Regions from separate parts of the Homo sapiens genome. Here region 2 is linked to region 1. Evidence: read pairs that join two places in POLR2A ChIA-PET (ENCODE). Cell type or tissue: GM12878. All regions are shown on one strand. Links, peaks and the distances in the headings refer to the core of each region. The heading gives the core; the rest is flanking DNA.

Evidence for each region. ChIA-PET counts read pairs that join two places held together with the same protein. Peaks named below come from ENCODE experiments on the same cell type or tissue, not always from the same donor. Only the 100,000 strongest peaks of a DNase experiment are listed, where the experiment ranks them.
Region 2: POLR2A ChIA-PET joins it to region 1 with 5 read pairs; 2 of 35 experiments call an interaction of 5 or more read pairs at or near these places.

Annotation. Positions count from the first base shown.
Region 1 is chr6:137,901,720-137,908,171 of GRCh38, forward strand. No RefSeq gene overlaps it. Among named protein-coding and RNA genes, the nearest start is that of WAKMAR2, 37 kb to the left of the region's middle. RefSeq lists enhancers at 3,391-3,440, 3,621-3,710. In GM12878, for the core only: no CTCF peak of the experiment used is centred there; a DNase peak (open chromatin) is centred at 2,948; H3K4me3 peaks cover 1,664 bases; H3K27ac peaks cover 2,500 bases.
Region 2 is chr6:137,827,282-137,833,733 of GRCh38, forward strand. The region is part of intron 3 of WAKMAR2 (wound and keratinocyte migration associated lncRNA 2); the gene reads right to left. Among named protein-coding and RNA genes, the nearest start is that of TNFAIP3, 37 kb to the right of the region's middle. RefSeq lists enhancers at 721-850, 871-920. In GM12878, for the core only: no CTCF peak of the experiment used is centred there; a DNase peak (open chromatin) is centred at 3,434; H3K27ac peaks cover 1,682 bases.

The DNA of each region.
Region 1 (6,452 bases), core at 1,668-4,167:
GAGAACCTGAGTGCAGTTCATGAGCTGGCTCCAGGCCCAGATAGGGATTTCAGTGTTAACCAGGGCAAGCTGCCTAGTGACATGGACAGAGCAAGCTCAGTGAAGGCCAGGAGGAAGAGAAAGGATACAGCTCAAGGGGCTCAAAGACGTTGAAGCTCACCCCAGACGCAATGGCCTTGGATCCAGCACAAATTCAAAATTGTACCTATGAGTAGGGTTACAGCATCTGATGTACTTCAAGGCTTGGTCAGGCTAGCTGCGTCAGGACCAGGATGGAGCTAAGAATGAAGGTGGCGGGTGCCCAAAGCTTAACAGAAAGTGAAAATACATATTAATATATTATTCACTGAGTTTTTAAATATTAACTATTCACCTAAAAAATTAATATTTTTATTTGGGAGGCAAAGGGAGTTTAATTTGGATTTGTTTTAATAATCAGCTTAATAGGTACTAAAATTTCTGTTTTTAAAGAATATTTAATGGCATGGGAAATTCTAATGAAGTAATCAAAGAGTTGGTAAATAGTATATGCTACTATGGTCAGAATTCTTTGTGTGCATATTACTTGTATACAGATATAGATAAAGAGAAAATTGGACATATCTTGCAGAGACTGATAAAAAGTTGTAGAAGGAAATATACCAAAATATATTTAACAATAATTTCTGGATGGTAATGCCTATAAATTACTTCTGTTTTGTTCTTTGTAATATCGGGTGTTTTTACAATTCCTGACAATAAGTTTACATTACTTTTATAATCTTTTTTAAAAGATTTTCTGCAAACCTATCTCTTATAGTATCTCTACAATTCACAGAGAAAGAAGGAATACTCCACAGCTCATTCTATGAATTCAATATGACCTCGCTATCAAAATTAGACAAGAATGGAATAAGAAAGGAAAATTACAAGCCAAACTAGGCCATCGATGTATATATACAGGCCCAAATCAACCATCAAGTTTTTTTTTTTCAACATAAAAGAAACAAACTCTTGGAAAACCAAGTCTAACTGTGTTTAGAAAGATAATACACTAAGAGCTAGCTGTCTTCATCCTACAAGAACAATTTATCATAAATAATAGTTTCGTACTGGCATAAGAACAGACAAATTTTCAGTGGAATAGAATGGAGAGGCCAGTTAACAGGGTGTAGATGACATCTCAACAGTCTTGACTTGGATTTCCTTGCTCACCAGTGAGACTATCACTTCATATGACACATTTATACATGGAAATTTGTCACATGATGGGGGTGACATAGTTGAGCAGTAGAGAAAGGAAGGAATCTTTAAAAAGTACAGTTGGAAAACTGATTATAAATATAGATAAAATTGAATTTGGATTCCTAGCTCCTAGTCTGCTTAAAAATCAATTACAGACAGAGTAAGGAATTTATATGTCAAAAACAAAACTTTATGAGAGGAATATATATGGGTAAATAGTTTTCTGACTTGAGAATAGAAAAGAATTCCTTAAACAAGACCAAATATGATATCCTAAAAGAACATATTGACAAATGCGTTGAACAACTACACTACACTCCAGGTCCTCCCTCCAAAATCCTAAACCCAAATCTCATCACGTTTTTCAGTGAAATAAAAATACCTTCTGTTTCCAGCAAGCATCCTCCATAAAAGGCTTTGAAGTTATTAATATAATTAGCAAAAAATTCAGTACAGTATCTATTTTTAAACAGCGGTATTAAATTATAAGAACTATTTGTCCATTTACCCTAGTTCCTTGGAAGGCCGTGCGGAAGAATCAAATGCGCAAAGGTTAAAGCCCACAATTTTCTTCTTGAAGTAAATGGTAGCATTGTTAAGAAACGACCGAGGCCAATTTTCCTTTTTAACAGTGAGAACAACTTGTAACTAGAAGTCAGAATCTCTATTCAAGTATTTTACACAGTTCTTCTGTGAATTGCATATAGTGGATAGGATCATATTGATCTGTGATGTCAAAATCCAGTGCAGAGGCTTCACAGAGGAAGTAAAAGGAGATAAGATGACTACTCACCACTGCTCTGGGCACCAAGGCCCAACCTCTCCTCCTCAGAGGAGGGCAGTTGTCCAGGTACCTTTTAGCCCCAGCTCACATCTGAGGCTCATTATTCCTGGGTGAGAAAGCAGCTTTGGGGCACTTTCTAGAATGCTCTATCATGTGCTAGAGAATGATAATGGTGAATTCCACAGAGAGTTGTGCTTGGAGGATTCCTTCATTCTCAGCTGGGAGAGACAACCACCCCCGGTAGTTGGCTTTAAAATTTTTTTTTATCTATCTATCTATCATCTATCTATCTATCGATATTTTCACCATGTAGCCCAGGCTGGTCTTGAACTCCTGAGTTCAAGAAATTGGCCCGCCTCGGCCTCCCAAATTGTTGGCATGAGCCACCGCACCTGGCCCCAGGTAGTATTTTTACACTTGTATTGTCCAAGTTTTAGCATGAAGTGTTGCTTTTTCTCTGGTGGTCTGGAAGAGTTCACCCTGCCTGTTAGTGTGAATTTTACCTGCTAGAAGTGTGTCTCCAACAGACATCATCCTGAGAATGTCAGTGGGGGACTCAAAAACGAGGGGGCATCTCCTTGCCAATGGGGCATCTCATAGTCGTCAATGCCACTAGCGGTTAACAGGAGTACCTCTGGATGTGCATGCTGTTTTAGGTAGGCCTTTTCGGGTTTTGAAAACTCACAAAGCAAGTGAGGGGACTGGAAATTGAATTTATTCTTAGATCCTTGTCTCAGAAATGTAAGCACAGGGCAAGAAAGTCAGCACAGTGCCCTGGAGTCCTATCTGATCTCCGGGTTTTGGGGGCACCTTCCAGAAGGTACAGGTGCCACAAATACCCCTGCAAGACTCAGTGGAAAAACTCTCACCACTATTCTTATGCCCAAGGGGCCACGCTGTGAGTGTCTGCATCTCCTCAACCACACAGGTCTTCTCATTGCATGCCTAGATAAGGCAGTTACATTGAAACTATTGCATCACCTTGCTGCAGTCATGTATGATTAACTAGATATGCTGGAAAGAGAGAGGAAGGAGGCTGGTTACCGAGTTTAAGGAGTGTCATTTATGGTAAAACACATTTTTCCTATAATAAAATCAATCATAGGTGGTGGCAATTGCTACAACATGCTTTAGTATTGGTTTGATTTCTCCATTTCTAGATAGTGTTTCCCATTAGGTTGTTTTTTTTTTTTTTTTTTAATCAGCCTCAAAGAAACCTTAAAATAAAGTTGTGACTGAGGGCGGGTGAAGGGGACATGGAGTATGATAGTCACTTTTGTTCCAGTGTTAATTTTCAAAAACTCCGGATGTCTAATATTGAAAGCCAGTCCAGAGCGCTCAGTGTTAAAGAACTCGCTCCCTACCCGCCCCCCCGCCACCCCAACTGCGGGGCTGAATCACACGAGGAAGGAAAGTCTGGCTCACTGCTTTATTAATTCACTACTGTGATTTCTTTCTCTGTTACTAAAGGGGACTGGGCGGGGGGTGGTAAATTGAGTGGGCAGCCAGGAAATGTGATATTTTTCTTGGTTCCTTGTGATTGGAGGAAATTCTGTCTTCTCCTTTTGGTTCAAAAGTTTTAGCAACATAACCTTTGGTTTTGTTTTGTTTTTCTGTGAAGTAATTTGACTTTTCAGTGGAAGCTACCCCAAGCCCACCTCTCTGGGGTTGTAAAACCCGCTCGCTTTGATACAATTTCATTAAATGAAGTCATCCAGATGGTGAGCCCATATAAAACCCTGACCTTCAAAGGTCTCTGCCTGTCTCTAGGTCCTTGGGTAATTTGAAGTGTCACTTCTTGGCCATGTCTGCTCAGACCTGTCACCTTAAATCTCCTCTTTGAACTTTATCTTACTTTTCTCCTTAATCTTCTTTTGATGGGAGGTGAACATTAATAGGAATGATCTTCAATGCCGGTTCTCTGAAGACCCGTAGTAATTGTTAGTAATCAAGCCTGATGTGATGGACAAAATACACATTATGTGTAAATGTCCCATGCAAAATGTGAGAAAGTTTAGATGATGTACAGCAGTTATTTTTAGTCCTTCGAATAAAACATACTCCTCACATACATACTCCTCACATTCGAGAGCAATATTATAAATAATGCAGCATTCATTTAATATAACCTCAGTATGTTTCATTTCAAAAGACCAACTGTAATTTCTATTTCTGTTTATTTTTAAAGAACTCTTCACTACTGTAATATTATATTTTAATAATAATAACAATGACCTGTATATATTACATACTTAATATATGACAGTCCATAAGCTAGGGTTTATAAAAATATATATGATCAAATTTCATCCTAACAATACATTATGTGTTAAGTATTATCCCCATTTGACAAACAAGAAAACTGGGTCTCAGAAATGTGCACAGTCATGTTTAAAAATCCTAACTCTCTATCTCAAAAACCCATCCTATGGTGTCTCTAAGAGAAATGTGTAGACTGCTCAAACTGGTTCTAATAAAGTTTTCCCTCATTTTGAATGTTTCTGTTCAGTAACGAAAAACTGTAAATAAATAATACAAAAAGCATATTTATAACCTAAGTATAAGGCCTAAGAATAATAATAAAATGGATACTTGCATACCCACCACTGAGCTTAAGAAATCAGACATTAGCAACACCTTTGAAGCCTTGTGTACCTTTCTCCCAATCTATTCATCTTCCCCAATCCAGAGACATGGTTTAGTGCATGTGAGTGAGCCACCTCCCCAGTTAGAAAGTAGGCTTCTTGAGAAAAAAACTGGGTTTATTATTTCTTCATTTTTCTTTTTAGTTTTACCACATAGGCATTTATCCCTAAACACTGTACTATTTGATTTTGCTTGGCTTTGAACTTTATATAATTATTCTTTTGTAACTTGCTCTTTTAATTCAGTACCACCTACGTTGATGACTATAGTGTATAGTTCTTAATCTTCACTGCTATACAGTAGTCAACTGTATGACTATACCACACTTATTTACCTATTATCTCATTTGCCTGGATCTGTGTCGCTTCAGGTTTTTGCTGTTACAAATCAAATAGATATTCTTGTCCAAGTCTCCTGGTACACACATGCTAAAATTTCTTTTGGGTATATATCCAGGAATAAAATGCAGATTGAAGGGTGTGTGAAGTTCAGTCTTACATAACCGTGTCAATTACTTTTTTTATATTTTGAAAAAAAATTTTCCCATCGTTTTTCTACTGTTCTGTTTGCTGCTCATTTTCTTACTAATTTGTGGGCTGCCTTTATATATTTTTATTACTCTTTTTGTTGGCATACATGTTGCAAATATCTTCTCCAAATTTTCAGCTGACTTCTCAGAGAAAGTCTTAAGTTTAAACATTGTCAAATTTTAATTTTTTTCCTTTATGAGTAAAAACCTTATTTAAGAAATCTTTTTATTTCCAGAGGTGTTATTCATCTGAAATGTTTTGTTTTGGTTTACATATTTAAATGTTTAATGTCTCTGAAATTGATTTAGGGATATGGTAAGAATAGGCAGGAATCTGATTTTATTTTTTCCATGAATTCAGGGGAGCCACAGTCTGAAACCAGACCACGTGGGCTCTATAGTTAAAATATTACAATCTTCTCCATAACATTCTTGCTCCTCTCTTGAAAAAGGTTTTTCTATGTATCTTATGTTTTTAACTGCTTTTGTGACTATTGTCTTTTTTTTTTCAATTTGGTTTCCTTTTCTAACTTGTTTGCTTTTGTGACTGCTGCCTTTAAAAAATATATTTTTTGGTTTCTTTTTCTTTCCTTTTTTTTTTTAAAGAGATAGGGTCTCGCCATATTGATCAGGTCAAACCTCTGAACTCAAGCCATCCTTCTGCCTCAGCCTCCCAAGTAGCTGAGATTATAGGCTGGTTTCTTTTTTTAACTTGTTTGCTGTTATATAAAAATGCAATTGACTTTTATATAAATATTTGTGTTTTAATATCTATGGATTCTTTTGGGTTCTTCATAAACACAATTATATCATCTGATGGGTGACTGTCAAGATGTGTGTGTGTGTGTGTGTGTGTGTGTTGAAAGATACATTAAAGACCCAAACAGTGTTCATTATTGTTATTTTACCACTTAAAAATCAATTTTATTTTATATATTTATTTCATTTCTCTGTCAATATATATAAATTTTGATCTGTTTTCTCATTTAAGTAATATTTATTTGTTCAGAAAACTTAGAGAATAGACATAAGAAAATCAAAATGCCCATAATCCCATCACACAATTAATTAGAATTCAATAACATAGTTTTAAATTACTTACCATGTGATCTAAATGCACTACTTATTTCCTATTTTCAAAGATTTTGCTTTCTGGTGAATAACTACTGTAAATGTTTTGATATTATACTCATTTAGGCTTTTTAAAATAATAAATACATATTTTTAACACAAACAGGTCATATTGTACATGCAGTTATGCAACCTAAT
Region 2 (6,452 bases), core at 2,166-4,665, 74 kb before region 1:
AATGTCTTTTTTCCTTTTTCTTTTTTGAGATGGAGTCTCACTCTGTTGCCCAGGCTGGAGTGCAGTGGCACGATCTCGGCTCACTGCAGCCTCCACCTCCTGGGTTTAAGTGATTCTTCTGCCTCAGCCTCCCAAGTAGCTGGGATCACAGGCGCCCGCCAATACACCCAGCTAATTTTCGTATTTTTAGCAGAGATGGGGTTTCACCATCTTGGCCAGGCTGGTTTCAAACTCCTTACCTCAAGTGATCTGCTTGCCTCAGCCTCCTAAAGTGCTGGGATTACAGGTGTGAGTCACCGTGCCCTGCCCCTAATGTGCTTTTTCTATTCCAGGATTCCATGCAGGATACCACATTGTATTTAGTAGTCATGTCTCCTTAGGCTCCTCTTAGCTGTGGCAGTTTCTTAGACTTTCCTTGGCTTTGCTGACCTTGATAGTTTTGAGGATTACTGGTCAGGTATGTTGTAGAATGTCCTTCCATTGGGTTTTGTCTGATGTTTTACTCATGATTAGACTGAGTTAATGCATTTAATGGGAGGGAGACCACAGAGGCAAAGTGCCATTCTCATTATATCATATCATCAAGGGTGCACACTATCAATCGCTTGCCAATGTTAGGGAGTTGTTTTTAAGGTCAAAAGTAAATTCCTATTGTTAAAGCAGTGGTTCTCAAAGTGTGGTCCCCCAGATCAGCAGTGTCAGCATCACCTGGAACTTGTTAAAAATGCAAATTCTTGGCTTTATCACAGGCCTACTAAATCAGAAACTCTGGGGGTGGAGCCCAGTGATCTGTCTGAACAAGCCTAGGTGATTCTGATGCAGCTGAAGTTTAAGAACTGCCGTGTTCGTGGTTGTCTAACATGTTTGGCCTCAATGTATAAAAAGAGTTCTCCTCAGTGCCCATCTATTAAGCCAGTGGTTCTCAACTCTGCTGCATTTCATGAATACCCACGCCCAGGCACCATCCCCAGAGACTGATATCACTGCTTTGGGAGGGTGTCTTACTGAAAAGTTCCCAGGTGGTTCCAAGCCTAGACAGGGTTAAGGGCTCCTGCCCTGGCCCTCAGCTAAGAGAAGTCTCCCCTCTTCTACTCATGCTTTCCACCCTTGTAAGCTCTCCTTCCTTTCCCCCTTGGCCTTTGGAAGAATGGATCAATCAGTAGCCTGGTTTCTTAGAAAACATCAAAGAAGATTTAATGCTACAGAACTTCAGATTGGTAATAGCCATAAAGGTCAACTAGTTATGTGGTTTTAAAAGTTTTTTTGAGCAGACTCTTTCTTCAAAGGAAATCTTTATGGGGAAACCCAAACCAATACAGAAAAAGAGAGAAAACTGAGCTGCCCTGAGTGAAGGGGAAGGGACTTGAGGTTGCTTCTGGTCCTCCTGACACTATCTAGCCATCACTGGGCTAGTTCAGCCTTCCCAGTCAATGGTTGTCCACCTTCTCCTTGATCATTTCCAGCATCAGGGGCTCCTCCACTTACCACGCCACTTCCATTTCAGTACCAAGCATCAAAGCTTTCTTTCTTTTGAGCCCCCATTGGCTTCCCCATCACTTCCTATCACTAATACAGCTCCTTTCCTGGTGTTAAAGAAGAGAGATAGAGAGCCTTTCCCATAAAAAGCCTCTTTTTATTTCATGATTCAGGCACCCTGCTCCCTCAACAGTGGTTCTCAACTGGATTGTGCATTAGAATCAACCAATGCACTTTCAAAAGTCTCACTGCCCAGGATACACCCCAAATCAATCTGGTAGTGTCTTTTCAGGTGGACCCAGGTAGACAAGAACCACATGCAGCCTGGCTGGGGACTGAGCACCTTTGTCAGAGCCTCTCCCCTCACCCCCAGGCCAACAGGGCCACCCTCTTTCCTGATGATTGACACTACTCTGAACCTCCTCATCATTCCATCTGCTCCCTTTAGAGAATGCTCCATTATCCGTATCAAAAAGTAAGTCATAGTGGCACAATTTTCACAAACAGTTTTTATACAATGAAGGTAAAAAGTTTAAGTGCTGGGTTGATATAATACCAAATTCTTTCTTTCTCAAGTTAATTAGAATAAAAAGACACCTATTTGCTTCGTGACTCAACAATCCAACTTCTACTCCCATGTCCCCCTTCCCCTATACTGGAAAGATTGTACAAATGCTCCTACCTTTCCCGGAGCAGAAGTGTCTCACAGCTAGTATCCCTGCTCTGCCCTTGTTAAATGAGAGGTAAATGATGTGATCATTTTTTTGTGACTGCCTTAAGCAACTCCACCCAGATGGCCTGGCTGTTTGTTTGGTGAAGATTTCTCTCTCCTCTTCTGCCCCCTCTTTCTGACCCATTAGTCAGAAAATAACTGGGCTTTGCAAATGTAGGTTGTGTAAGTTGTCAGGTTCACCAGCCTCCAAATGGCCTGTCCCAAATCCTCTTAACCAGTATTTCCGGAATGAAGTTAAGATCATGCAGGCCATTAGCCAAGGAGTTTAGCTAGAGAGGGTGGGGTGAAGCACAACCCATGCTTTGAAGTATCTGAAACACTCACCAGCCAATGACAATTACTTGTCTCCACTAGGCTGAAGAACATATTTCAGTTGTTCCTATCTCCACTGAAAAACTTGCCTCCTATATATGACATGACTCATAGTCATTAAGTCCAACGTGGAACGCAAAGAGGTTACTGTTTTCCTAACCATTGTATTCGAAGTCTCAGTCAGCTCAACCAACTGCTCCAAGTTGCAGAACATGGCTGAGGTAAACATGGAATTGTGCTGAGAGTTTTGTCTTAAACTCATGCCATCCATCTTCAGTTGGACCCTCGATTCTCTCTTATAATCATTTTTCTTTTCCTTACTAAACTTGATACTCTATGCCCCACAATAGTGTTTCAGAACTTCCTTCCAAAGTTTCAGTTTTCACATCTTTAAAATAAAGATAATCATAGCATCTACTTAGTAAGGCTGTTCTCAGTATTAAATCAAAGGATAGGCGTAAAGTTCAAAACATATGACATAAGTACCTAATACATGCTGTTACTATTATTATATATGTTATTATCTATGCTAATATTATATGACATGAATAATGAAATAACAAAATAATATTTTCTACTCATCTCAAAGTTACGAAACTTTTTTAGTGTCAGCTATATGCTAGTTATCCTGTTAACATGACACTTTGATATACAGCCCCTAAGATCCCAACTCCCTTCCACTCTCTTTCCCTCATCTTATTGGCCTTCTTTCTTACTAAGATCAAGGCAAGTCCATGGAAGCCCCTCAATATTCCCCTGCATCTCAGAATTTCTCCATGTCATCAAAGTTCCTGTTTTTCTTTCCTCTTCTCTCTGAAGGCCATCTCTGCTCCACTCCACAACCCTGGCCCTTCTCACACTAAGTATGGTGCCCCAGGGAGGATTTCCCCTTCAGCCCCACCTAAGAGATCTCAGCATGCAGCCCACAAGGTTTAAAATTGAGTCTTTACTCTTGAAAAGATTAAAACAGAGTTGAGGTGCCAAAAAAAAAAAAAAGAAAAGAAAACCTACAAGATAGCTCATAACAAGTGCCAACTGAGTCATTCAGAAAAAAAAAAAAAAAGAGAAATGCCACTACCTTCAGCAAAAGGGAACCATTGAACTATCATTGAAAAAATACTGTTCCCCAGAGGGAAAAAATTAACTCCAAAAACTTTGTCATCATATTATTAATATTTTAATATCTCATCATTTTTATAAGGCAGTTTCACAAAGTTATTTCCTTTAAGCCACTTAGAGAGGTAGATTAAGGAATATTCTGCCCATTTTACAAATGAAGAAACTGAGATGCAGAGAAGGTTTAGGAGAATTCCCAACCTGGGCAGCTAGTAAGTGCTAGAGCCAGGACTTCAATGTGGGTCTTGGGAGCCCCTTCCCCCTGCCCTTTCTTGTAGGCCATATTGACTTTCTACTGGAGGACATTACCATTTGTTCATTTACCATGATGCTGGAAACTTAGCATTATGTTTTCACATCTGCCCATTACAACTCTAGGTGGTCAGTCTAATTACCTGCATTTTAGATGTAAGGATGACTTTGTGAGGAGGGGGAGCAGAGGGAGGGAGTCTGTTAAGTAAGTAGCCCAAATCCCACTGCTAAAAAGCTCTAAAGTTGGCATATAAATTCAGGGCTCATGAACCTGAATTTTATTTTTTATTTGCAAGAAATTGTATTTCCTACAAATTAAGCATTTTTTTGCCTGTGAGAGCAAAAGATAACACCAAAAAAAAAAAAAAATGAAAGCAAAGTCTAAAACAGGTGGTAGTGACAGCAGAAAAAAAAAATATATATATACACTCATGGTTAGGCAACTTGTCAGCCAAGCCTGGGCCATAAAACACGATAAAAAAAGGTTTGGTTAATAGCCAGAATTACTCAGTTATTCTCATAAATGCTAATTATTAAGTTATTTATGAAAGGAAAAGGATTTTCATTTGATTGTCCCCTGGCTTTTATTGCTCTCTGTGATAACATAAATTCCCCTTCCAGGACCCCTTCAATGATTAAGGTGCATAGCTGTGATCTATAAGCATATTCAGACCTATCACCCATATAGATCAGCTCTGACAAAACGATTTGATGGCTTATGTTTTTTTCAGATAAATTCTATTCTTTGTATTTCATTAGAATGTAGATACCTATAAAAAGTACCTTAAGTAATATGAATCTTGAGATGTTAGAAACATTTCTTCAGAAAAAAAAATACCCACCAAGGAAGTTATAAACCAACTTAAAGAATAGGTGTTCAACAAAATAAATAAACCCAAAAATACTTAATATAATGCAGGAAAGTTTATGGTAGGGACTTGATATGGCAATCTCTTTGGAATTTTAAGTATAAAATGTTTCAGTGGGTTGATTCTCAAAATTCTAAAGCATGACAATAATTTTTTACCAGGTACAATGTGCTTTTAGGAGGATTTCTTCCTTTTCTCCCCCGTTTTTATGTTCAGTCTGACCTGGTTGATGACTGTGACTCAGATGATAGACGGACTACTTGTGGTTTGAAGGGTGTTGCTTCAGAATTCTAATCTCTTTTGTCATGGACCATCCCTGGGGATTCCAAAGTATTACTAGCTGTAAAGGAACTCCCCCTCCTCAATAAACCACAGCTCCCAACAAGAAATGAGCAACTTCTGATAGTGAAAATGGGACATTTTAAAAGAATTAACTAATAGTAAAACCAAGTCAAGAAAACGCTCTCTGAAATGCATTATTTACTATATTAGGAAAAGATGCATGGAGAGAGACAAAAGTTTTACAAGAGGTAAACTGGATTAATTCTATGAAAAACTTGCTAACCAAAGACTTGTTATTATTGCTTTTCACCAATGTATTGGAAGGGCGGAAAGAGAGAATAAATTATAACTCACCTAAGGACCAATTACCTCAATTTTTGGCTCATACCCAGAGAAAACAATTATTCCTAGGAATCTCTTAATCAAATTGAAGTCCAACAAACATTTATGTGTACCTACTATGGGCCACCCTCTGTTGACAAGTATTGGGGAGTGAGTAAGGCCAGGTCTTTCCCTTGAAGAAGCTTACTATTCAGTGGAGGAGTTCATACTAAATTCACAAACCTTTGAATACTAATCAGAGTTGTTAAGTATTACTACCTGCTAGTGCTTAGCTCTGTCCTCAGAATAAATAAATGAGGGAGGATCCAGGGGCACATGAAGACCTCACACAATTCAAGTTCAATAGACTTCCTTACTACAGGCTTCCATTTGTAGTGTTGTATTTATTTTCTCTTAATCTATTGCAAGGAGAGGCATGTATTCATTTATTAATGATGCTACAAGTACAATGTGAACATCCTGGAAAATACAAATTACTTATTTGCAACCCAGAAACTTAAATTTCAAAAAGTAAGAGACTGATTGGATCAAAAAAGGGCTGAAAAATGAAAAGGCTGCTGGTCAGAATATCGGCAGAGGCTAAAGTTATAGCTAATTCAAGCAAAAGATTTCCAAGATGCTCCCTTAGCACACTGAATGCACAGAGTGAAAATAGTGTTGGAGTTTGCAGAAACAGTTTTTTTAGAAAAGGCATGATCATATATAAAATACTCAAACTTTCCAGATTCAAAATTCCCAAGTGGAAAAGAATTGGGGACTTTTTAAAGAGATTTAATGATTCAGCTTGATTATCCAACATTATTCAATTGCTATTTGACTTAGTATGTTTTGTGTTACTATAAAGGCATATCTAAGACTGGGTAATTTATTTTTTAAAAGAGATTTATTTAGCTCATGTTCTGCAGGCTGTACAAGAAGCAAGGTGCCGGCATCTGCTTAGCTTCTGGTGAGGGCTTGTGTGCTGCATCAAAATATGGTGGAAAAGACTAAAGGGCAAGTAGACACGTGCAAAGAGGGTCAAAACCCAAGGGGTGTCCTGGCTTTATAACAACCCTGCCCTCAGGAACTAA